Linked DNA regions of Homo sapiens: all the other regions are linked to region 2. The links are chromatin contacts, found by Hi-C or POLR2A ChIA-PET in ENCODE. All regions are on one chromosome and are shown on one strand. The core of a region is the stretch at or near the end of the contact, and the rest is flanking DNA. Distances in the headings are between cores, read along the strand shown.

Region 1 (3,549 bases), core at 975-3,474, 250 kb before region 2:
GATCCCTCCATCACCTGCCCATCCCTGAGGGTCTCATGTCACCTCAGCGGCTGGCACCTCCTCTTCCCAAACACCCCGTGGTGGCTTTGGCCCAGACAGTGCCTGCCTGAGGGAAGGAGGCCTCTGGCCATATGAAGACCGTAGAGGCCAGGGCGGCCATCCCTTGTTCATTTCATCCTGTGTAGTTCCTTTCACAAGCCCCACTGGAGTCATCTGCTCTTCCCCGGGACCCATTTGTGAAGTTCCTGTCTCCCTTGACCTCCCCGTAGGGAACCAGAGACCAGTGGGCAGGGACAGAGTGCTGGGGGCCAACAGTGGCATTTGCTCTGCAGCCCTCAACCAGCAGGCCTCTCCCTTGGCTAATTCCAGGCAGGAAGGACACTCGTTTGTCATCCAGGCTGGGAAGGGAGACACCAGAAGAGAAAAGTGTGTCTGGGCAGGCCAGGTCTGTTCTCTCCCTCTCCCGGGTGGAGAGGTCACAGATACCTCCATCCCATGGATGAGGGCAAACTAAAAAGTCCAGAGACAAACAGCTGGTCCTCGCAGCTTCCAGGGTTGGGAGTCAGAGGCTGGGATGGGTTACGGTTCAGCCTGCTGCACAGGTGAGTCTCCATCCTTAGCATCCTGCCATGCTGACTTCAAAAGACCCTAGTGCGTGGGACCCCAATGACTCGTTTCGGTGTGCTGGGCTCAAAATCGTTCGTGGCCAAGCACGTTAGTCTGGAAAATTTAAGTTGCTGCAGATTGATGGACAGAAGGAGAGATGGTTTTCAATATACAGGGAATGTATTTTAAAATGGAGCAAGAGACAGGGCTGCAAGGAGGGAACGGGCACTTCGAAAGCAGCCAGTAGAAAGTCGCTCCTAATTCTGGGGGAGGGAATTGTGTTCAGCCTGCAGAGTGCTTTTCTAGTCCAGGCGATGATTTGGTCTAAGACTTCATTAAACATTTGTCTATGAGCCCAAATTTCCCCAAATGACTGAGGTGTTTGGTATGAGCACATTGCATGCCCCAGGGAGCTTCAACGCCAGCAGCTTCCTGCCACGGTACAGGCAGGTTCTCTAAGCACGAGCTTTCAATTCAGGCTCCTGTCTATAGCGAGAACCAGAACACAATGCAGGGACCCACAGGGGTCATGTGGCTCCACCAGCCTCAGCCGTTCCCAAAAGCCCAGCTGCTGTTTCAGGGGCTTGCCTGGATAACTTATATCTGAGAGGTTTGCTGCACATCCTTTGAGTGATTTATGGTGAGATCTAAAATTTCTTTGTAAAAAGATACCCTTTTGCTTTGGGAGGGATCACAAGGAGCTCAGCCCTCCAGTGCCCAGGACCACCTGGGCAGATGCCACTGTTGGCACTGTATAATGTCGCCCCCCATGCAGACCTGATCTGAGCTCTGCGTGTCAGGGAATGCCACTTCAGCAGTGCCAGCCTGGGAGCTCCTCCAGCCGGCACCTACTGAGGCAGCAAATGACTTTGGGGAGGCCCTTTGGCTGGGTGCATAGGAGTCTGGGTCCCAGAGACCATAGCTCACATGTCTCAGGCTGCTTATGTACTTCCCCAGAAAGAGCCACTGTCCCAAGTGTGCTTCCTGCTGCTTTTGTGCAGTCCCATCTAGACGAGCCCCTTATGGAGACCCCTCCTCTTCTGCCTGGCACCCAATGCTCCCATCATTCAACACCTGCTACCAACACAGAAGCAGTCCATCCCCTTCTTAAATGCTACAGCCTCTGCCCCGGCGGCCACTAATCATTCTATTCGAGTTTCCCTCCAGAGCTCATCTCAGTAAATCCGGAAGAAGAAAACCTCCATCCCCAGTGAACAAGACCATGAAGGCTGCGTCAGTGTTCCCAGGTTTCAAGCCAAGCTGGAGAAAGATCACAACAGAGACCAGACCCGCATTCTCCGGCCCAATTCCACATGGCTGAGAGAGCCAGCTAACCAGACGCAAACACACGCGGCAGGATGGCACGCGACTGAGGCAAGGAATAAGCCTCAACTCATCAGTAAGTCCACGGGGTCTCCGCCCCCAGCATGTGGGAGAGGGAAACTAGCCCAAAGTCAGCGTCCTGATTGTGCTTTGGATTTGCCCAGGGCTGAGCACTCCCTGGTCCGAGGTACCCAACAAGCTGACCTGAGAATGGGCTGCATCCCCTTCCCTCCCTCCTTCCCTCCTTCCCTCCTCCTCTCCTTCCTCCTCCTCCTCCTCCTCCTCCTCCTCCTCCTCCTCCAGCTGACTCCTTCTGCTGCTGCCTCTGCCGCTGCTGCCTCTGCCGCTGCTGCGGTCTGCAGTCACTTGAAGGAGAAAGATTTCGCAGTACGGCATTCTTAAAGCTGCAGTGTCCAAATTCTCCTTCAAACCCCACTGTCACCGACATCAGCCAACTTACCGGGGTCCTTCGCAGAGGGTAGGTGGGCAAGGAGATGGGGATGGGGGGCTTGGAGAAGTCAGACAGGTGGGAACCAGACGCTCAGACTCTGGCAAGGGTAAAGAGGAGAAGCAGGCTGTACCGTGAGAGCCTCTGCAGTTAAACCAGGTTTCTGGGACTGCAGCGGGACTGCAATGGAGTAGTTTTTTTTTTTAATCGTAAAACCTCCACCAAAATCTTCTCCACAAACTTATACTCTTTGTAGCTTAATTAAAATACAAGGTGCAAACATAAAACCAACATGAGAAAGAAACCCAATCTTTAAAAAAAAAAAGAATTCAAACAGCAATTTAAAAAATTATTCCTAAAAATTTACTCCTGTGAGCAACTGACTCAGCTCTCCCCACAGTGCTGTGCCGGTAAGCCAACGGGGAAGGACCTGGATGGAGTTCTTAGCGCCCAGAGTTTCTGCAAAGTGCAGGCAGAGGACTCCGGCTTCTTAGGGGAGAAAGCTTTTTAAAACCCAAAGGAAAGGGGATCTTTCTGCTGGCTATCCAAGGAGCGTGTCAATGAGCTGATCTAGCATCCAGAAACCAACACACCCCTCCCTGAAAGTTACCTCTCTCCTCTGCTCAGCTGCTGCCGTCCTGCCTGGATGCTGGCAAGTTCAGACTGCTTCGGGAGAGGCAGGACCCGAAATAAGAAGTGTCAGCTGGGTCCCTGCACCCAAATGGTGCCGGGAGTCAATGCTGCAGGAGGCAGGGATGGTCTCCCCCACCATGCACCCGCCCCCCGCCGGTTGAATTTAAACCCCTGACACTGCAAGATGCTCACTCCTATAGAGACACCTCTCCGCGGAGCCTCCTCCCTCCCCCACGCTCTCACACAACTAGGTCCAAAGCTTTGCCCCACCTCCCAGATTTGTTCACCTGAAGATGCTTTTCTTGAAAAAACAAAACAAAACAAAAACAAAAACAGAAGATTGAGACTCTGCAGAGTCTTTAATCCTTAATTCTGGAGAAGGCGGGACTTGTTCAAAAGTTTGAGAATTGCAGCCTGATGCCCAGGAAGGAGCAGAGGTGATGAGCCGACAGTCTGCTTTGCACCAGACAAGTTGACACCGTTGCTTTATCAAGAAGGGCAGAGGTAGACCCGGGGTGAAGAGAAGAGGAAAATTCCTC
Region 2 (3,500 bases), core at 195-2,694:
GACGTCCATAGCTTCCTGGAGCGCATGGGTGGGAGGGCACAGTAGGGCCAGCCCCCTGTCCCTGGTGGCATCATCTACAGGGAGAGGTGCAGTGAGACCGGTCACCTTCAGGAAATTTACAAAAGACGCAGGCGCAAGAGCCAACAAAGGAGACTGCCTATGCGTGTGGACGCCCACACCTCCAGGCAGACACTAGGAGAAGGGCAACCCTGATTTGCATCCGTGTGACTTTAACACACATGAGCGCACATGTGCACTCACACCACACACTCAAACATGTGCACACACGTTCATAGGCACGTATATTTTGTGACATAACCCCCTACCCCTTAGTCACCCGGTCAGGGAATCAAGCTCCCTACCTTTCTGCTGAGGCACAAGAATTGCTTGAACCCAGGAGGCGGAGGTTGCAGTGAGCTGAGATTGCGCCACTGTACTCCAGCCTGGTCAACAGAGCAAGACTCCGTCTCCAAAAAAAAAAAAAAAAAAAAAAAATTTTAATTGATTAACTTCCTCTGCTAATCTCTGCTGTTGTAGGATTACAGTTTTTAAAAATTTCTTTGCTGTTATTTTGATGGAGTTTAGAGGAAGGGTTAAGTATATGCATTCATTTGCCGTTTCAAACCAAAACCCCTAAACCTCTGGCCTTTTAAAATGGAATTCCGGGCTGGGCACAGTGGCTCATGCCTGTAATCCCAGCGCTTTGGGAGGGCGAGGCAGGTGGATCACTTGAGGTCAGGAGTTTGAGACCAGCCTGGCCAACATGGTGAAACCCCATCTCTGGCTTCACCACTCAACCCACAGGGTTCCTGGGCTGGGCTCCCTCAAAAAATGCTCTGAGCAGCTTTCACTCATGACCCCCATGCACAGCGAGAGCTAGGGCCATGGAAATTCCGTGCCTGGACCAACCTCGTCTCGTGCAGCGTGGAAGAGGCGCGTAGCCCAGTGCTTGGGTTGGGAACCTCGTCATCGTCTCCTTCACGGTGATGAACAGCTACTGAGAAAGAAAAAAATGTCTTCACGCAGTTTCTTGGAATAGTAGCTGCACCCGCGATTAATAGAGTCTGTTTCGGTAGAAGTTTTTTAGAGAAAGGAAAACTGTCACCAGCTCCATTTTGTCAGGTTCATTTCTGAGGAATCTCTTGACCACCGCGGCTTCCAAGTGGGATCGATGTTGGACTTGCAAAAGGGGAAAATTATTTTTGACTCATAAACTGGAATGGAAGCCAAGGAAGAAACTCGGTTTGTGGCCTGCTGTTGCTAAATACAAAAATTGATTATTTTATGGAAGAAGAGCCATGGCCAGGTCAGCTGTTTTTCCCTCATAAAATCATTCAGCGACCCGATAGGAAACTGCAACGCCTGTGAGTCGTTTGCAGAGTGGTGCAGCTGTGAGAATTCTCCCTGGAAGGGCTGCCCGACCCCTCTCCTGAGCCTCTGAAACTCGGAAGCGAGGCCAGGATGGTGATAAAGGAGGAGTGTGGCGCCCTCTGGCGAGAGTGGGGCTGAGTCCCTCCCAGGAGCCCAGCCTGGGTGTCCCCCTGCTGTAAAGACCCCACGGCGCACAGCCTAAGGCTCAGAGCTTTGCACGGAGTCTGCCCCTTTGGGCAACATGGAGCTGATGTGGTTGCATGTTGGAAGACCTCATTTAGATTCCAGCCAAATTAGGAGAGAGGTGCTTATCCCAGCTGGAGATGCACAGGCGGGCAAAGGGCTGAGAGCAACCCAAAGCTGGAAGGCCAACGGGGCTTAGGCCTCCTGGCCCCAGGTGCTGCCCCGGGAAAAGAGGCCGTAACGCCATCCTACCCAGCCATCGCTGCAGCAGCAGGACCTGTCTCCAGGTTAAGACTGAGCAGACATCAGGCAGCCTCCAGGTTGGCCCAAGCATCTCTCATCTGGAATAAAAGTACTTGTCAAACATCATTATCCAGAATGTCAGGGAAAATAAAAATGAGTTCTAAGGCTTGTGAAAGAGATGGTCTTGGGACAACCCAACACCAGGACTTTTCCTCTGGGTCTGGTGGAAATATTTTGAAAGGCCAAAGAAGAGGGTTCTGTCCTTCCCAGGACCCGACTCAAGGCCTAAAGAAAGTTGTAGGGAGTTCTGGACACGGCACTAATGCTTCAAGAAATCTCTCCAAGCTCGGACTTACTTGCCTGATAATTCCAGGTCTCAGACTGAGCTTCTCATCCAAGGCTGGGTGATTTGATTCCCATAAATCACATCTATCGCTCTGTAGCATTGATAAGGGGCACTCTAGGCGTGAACCTGGAGCCACTGGGAATCAAGAAGGAATTCCTGTCTGTGCCATATGTGTGGTTCAGCGTGGGGGGGGGGTCCTTCCGAACTTTCTGCAGTTTCCTGGAGGGATGAGACACGGCCTCCATTGGGGATTGGGCAAGAATGACCTCCCTGTGCCCTGGCGCTCACACCTGGAGGTTGCTGGCCCACCCAGCCCCTGCAGAGGGTTTGAAGGTCCATGAGTCAGGTCTTGGAAGGCCCAGGGGGGAGCCTGAGAAAGAAATTCAGAAGATTCCATCATGACGTCATCAATCCCCCTGAAGATCTACAGGTTGCATTTACTCCCTGGCTTCAACGCACCACATTTTAGAGAGGTTTTTTGTTTTTTGTTTTCTTGAAGTACAAGAACACCAGTGATGAAACTTGAAAGCATCCTGTACTCATGGTGGATCAGGAAAATAAGAGTTTTCTTAGACTCAGAGTCTTGGTGGGAGTGTTGGTGGGGAGGGTCTGCCCTCTGAACGGGGACATGGTGAGGGGGACTGCACTGAAGCTGTGTCCCCAACTCCTTCCTCCACCGATGCTTCCGTTCCTCATCTCCAAAATGCCTACCGCTCTCACCCTTATCCACTTTTTTTAGTTTTACTTCCGTGGCACACAATTTTTTATTGAGTAGTAATTCACAGGCCCTACAATTGACCCTTTTAAACACACAGTGCTTTAGTATATTTACAGAGCTGTGCGACCATCAGGACAACCCATTTTTGAACATTTTTAGCCCTCCAAAAGAAACCCTACAACCGACCGGGCACAGTGGCTCATGCCTGTAATGCCAGCACTTTGGTAGGCCAAGGCAGAAGGATCAGCTGAGCTCAGGAGTTTAAGACCAGCCTGGGCAACATGGTGAAACCCCATCTCTACTGGAAAAAAAAAAACTACAAAAATTAGCCGGACATGGTGGCAGGTAGCTGTAGTCCCAGCTACCGGAGAAGCTGAGGTGGGAGGATTGCTTGAGCCTGGGAGGTCGAGGCTGCAGTGAGCCATGATCACACCGCTGCACTCCAGCCTGGGTGACCAAGTGAGACCCCGTCACAAAACAAAACAAAACAAAACAAAACAAAACAAAACAGAACAGAACAGAACCCCTGCAACCTGTAACCATCATTCCCCAATCCTACCCCAACACTCACCAGCCCTAGGAAACCACTAATCTACTTTTGAACTCCTGAACTTAAGTGATCCACCCACCTCAGCCTCC
Region 3 (3,349 bases), core at 377-2,876, 140 kb before region 2:
GACAGCCCCTGGGGCACAAGGGAGGGGCATGTGTGCACGTGTATTTATGTGTGTGCATATGTGCTTGTGTGTGTGTCCCCACACGGGCTCAACCAGGTGATACTGGTACTCAGCAAGCAGAGCAGACTTTGATGGGCACGTAGGGCAGGGTCCTAGGGGGCTGCTGCTGGGCCAGGCATCACGCCTTGAGGTGCTGGATGGCGAGGAGGGGGGGGCTGATCGAAGCGGGTTCAGGGGCTGCCATTTACGAAAGGCTGGGAGCGTTTTGCTACCTTAGAGCCCACCCGTTCCCGCCATCTTGGGGCACAGGCGCAGGTGGTCAGCCGTGACTCCCGGATTCCTGTGGCGCGGCACGGGCCTTCGTCAGGACCACGGCTGCTTCTCCAGGGGAGACCGCCCCGGAAGCGGCATTGGGTCTGGGTCTGGGGGCCGCAGCAGCTTCGAGCCCAGCTTGGGAGGTGGCTGGCTTTCCACCTCGGTTCTCCCTGCTCCTATGACCTGGCCGGACCTTGTGACCTCTCTGAGCCTCAGTTTCCATCTGTGAAATGCGGGTATAAGAGTGCCCCCGGGTAGAGGGAGCTGCCTGGTGCTCTCCTTCTGATCGCAGAGATCCCAGGCCCCGTAGCAGGGCCAGGCCTCACCTTGGATGCACCTTCCTGCTTCCAAGTGGAAACACACGGTGGAATTTAGAATCCTTAACCTGGCCTGTGAGGGTTTGCTTCCGGTGCTCTCGCGAAGGAAAGAGAGAACTCACAAATAATATATTATACTAGGCAGAGGGTGAGAAAGGTGCTTAGAGGCCAGCAAGGTTCTGGCCTTGGGGATCAGGGTTTACTCTCAGCAGGTGAATCTGGGAAGGCTTCCTGGAGGAGGTGATGCTGAAACTGGGCCTTGGGATGTGTAAGCACTGGAGAGGGAGGAGGAAGGGAAGAAGGGAATAAATGTCACTGGCGGAAGGTGGCATGTGTGTGCAAAACCACTGGGAGCTTTGATGATACCCGGTATATAGTAAGTGCTTGATAAAAGTCATCACCGAAATCAATCTGACTCCAGGATTTGGTTTAGGTATCTGGGAGAAGGGGTGTGGGGGCGTGTGGTAGAGATTTTCAGACCACCAGGTGAGAACAGACAGGTTTTTTGTCGTTTGTTTTTGAGACAGAGTCTTGCTTTGTCACCCAGGCTGGGGACAAAGCTCACTGCGGCTTCTGCCTCCCAGGCTCGGGGATCCTCACACCTCAGCCTCTTGAGTAGCTGGGACCTCAGGTATGCACTACCACGCCCAGATATATATATATTTTTGTATTTTGTATTTTTTGTAGAGTTGGGGTTTCACCCTATTGCCAGGCTGGTCTCAAACTCCTGAGCTGAAGCAGTCCACCCTCCTTGGCCTCCCAGAGTGTTGGGATTACAGGCGTGAGTCACCGTGCCTGGCCAGAAAAGACAGTTTCAGAGCCTTATGTAGGTGATTTCCGGTGGCGAGGGAACCAATTTTTTTTTTTTTTTTTTTGAGACCCTGCAGATTGGCGGGTCGCTTTGGTGGGAGTTTCTTGCTTCCTTGGCACACCATTCGCTCCGCGAGTTTGTTAAGGGCCCCTGTGTGCCAGGCTCGGCCCGAGCATCTGTGGAACCAGAGGAAGCTGGGTGGACAGTCGCAGGTTTGGTGACGTGCCAGGTGGGGAGAGGAAGCAGCTGCACTCATTCCCCTTTCCGGGCAGGTTGGGGAAACGCAGCGATTGTTCTGGGAAGCTGCAGCTTAGGGAGAGATGACGTTCCCTGTGGCCCAGTGAGGGTGGGGCCCTGGGGTCTGGGCTGACAGCAGGCAGTGGGGGAAGGTGGGTGTGGGCACCCGGAGGCCCATGATGCCCCCAGATCCTCCACCACGAATGCAGCCGGCAGCAGAACAGTGACGGGTCCTCCGCCCGCTTGGGTCTCTGCCCACCCACGCCTCCCTTGCTGGTTGTTCTCTCCGGCCTCTGCCTCCTTGCTTTCTTGGCTGACAGTGTAGGACCCTGCCTGAGGCACAGCATTTCCAGGCTGCCTTGCGGACAGACAGGGAATGGGGACAGCGTCCTCTCCTATCGCCCACGAAGCCCCCCTGCCATGTTCCTCTTTGTCCTCAAGACCACCCTCCTTCCTCCACTCCCAGGTTTCCAGCATCCAAGGAAGACCCTGAGTTTGGAATCTGGCTTCCAACCTGGATCCTGGACAAGTTACTCAGCCTCTTTGAGCCTTGGTTTCCACATCTGTAAGAATGGGTGTGAGACTTACCTTGCGGAATCGTGCAGGATTGACCAAAGCCAGACCGTGTGGCTGGTGCCTCGGAGGCAGCTGTTTCCACCATTCAGAGGGTTGTTCTTCTGTCCATTCAGCAATTCGGGCAGCTCACTCAGATCAGGGCCTCTGTCAGGCTCTGGATGTACAGCAGGACAGGGTCCCTGTCTCCAAGGACTCACTGCATATAGTGGGGGACAGTCACATGAGCTGGTGATTGTAACACAGGGTGACAAAAGAGGAGTCCAGCCTGCGGTGTCCTGCAGTGAGTCCTAAAGACGTGGTAGGGCCGGGCGCAGTGGCTCACACCTGTAATCCCAGTACTTTGGGAGGCTGAGGCGGGCACATCACCTGAGGTCATGCCTGGGCAACATGGCGAAACCTGTCTCTACTAAAAATACAAAAAAATTAGCCGGGCATGGTGGCGCACCCCTGTAATCCCAGCTGCTCCAGAGGCTGAGGTGGGAGAATTGCTTGAACCTGGGAGGAGGCAGAGGTTGCAGTGAGCCAAGATCACACCACTGCACTCTAGCCTGGGCAACAGAGTGAGACTCCATCTCAAAAAAAACAAAACAACAGTAACAACAACAAAAGAGGAGGTAGGACCTGGGAAGTGGGGGGACCAGGGGGGTGGCACAGGGAGGGCACCAAGGCAGGCAGCACTGTGGGCTGCGGGTCAGCATGTGGACATGTGTGCGCTGCCCTGGCCGTGGCATGTTGCTCACCAAGGCGGGGAACACACCCAGCCCCCACAGGTCAGGTGCTTTGCTTCTCCTCCCTCCTCCCTCCTCCTTCCTCCCTCCTCTTCCTCCTTCTCCTCCCTCTAGGATCTCAAAGTACAGGGGTGGGATGAGAGGCTCCGAGGCCCTGCTGTCCCCATGCCTTCCTTGTGGGACTCCTGGGCCACTGTGCTCCCCGCTGAAGTCGAGTGGAGGAGGTGGGGAGCGCTTGGGTCAGGCCCTCTGGCCTGCGCATGCTGTGTCTCACGGTGGCTGATGTTCCGTACCGGGCTGGTATTCCGTTCCGGCTGGTGCAGAGGATGCTGCGGGAGGCCAAGCCTGCTCGTCTGGCCCGGCCA

Evidence for each region. A loop is a pair of places that touch in the nucleus more often than their neighbours do. ChIA-PET counts read pairs that join two places held with the same protein, here RNA polymerase II (POLR2A). Pooled maps may share reads with other maps.
Region 1: a loop to region 2 is called in a pooled map, with 2.5 times the contacts of the local background. The contact joins two enhancer-like sites. A Hi-C loop is called at or near these places in 4 of 50 pooled maps. POLR2A ChIA-PET finds 5 or more read pairs at or near these places in 2 of 52 experiments (AG04450 and activated T-cell).
Region 3: a pooled map shows a loop between it and region 2 (5-fold over the local background). The contact joins two enhancer-like sites. A Hi-C loop is called at or near these places in 3 of 50 pooled maps. POLR2A ChIA-PET finds 5 or more read pairs at or near these places in 11 of 52 experiments (AG04450, B cell, Caco-2 and 8 more).

Annotation. Positions count from the first base shown.
Region 1 is chr1:9,199,592-9,203,140 of GRCh38, forward strand. No RefSeq gene overlaps it. Among named protein-coding and RNA genes, the nearest start is that of MIR34AHG, 19 kb to the left of the region's middle. Within about 2 kb of position 2,225, at least 6 of the 41 ENCODE cell types and tissues checked have a DNase peak (open chromatin) inside an H3K27ac peak, as active enhancers do.
Region 2 is chr1:9,454,472-9,457,971 of GRCh38, forward strand. No RefSeq gene overlaps it. Among named protein-coding and RNA genes, the nearest start is that of LINC02606, 27 kb to the left of the region's middle. Within about 2 kb of position 1,445, at least 3 of the 41 ENCODE cell types and tissues checked have a DNase peak (open chromatin) inside an H3K27ac peak, as active enhancers do.
Region 3 is chr1:9,316,350-9,319,698 of GRCh38, forward strand. All of the region lies in intron 1 of SPSB1 (splA/ryanodine receptor domain and SOCS box containing 1), which reads left to right. Among named protein-coding and RNA genes, the nearest start is that of SPSB1, 25 kb to the left of the region's middle. RefSeq lists a silencer at 459-632 and enhancers at 1,237-2,436, 1,250-1,794, 1,795-2,339. Within about 2 kb of position 1,627, at least 11 of the 41 ENCODE cell types and tissues checked have a DNase peak (open chromatin) inside an H3K27ac peak, as active enhancers do.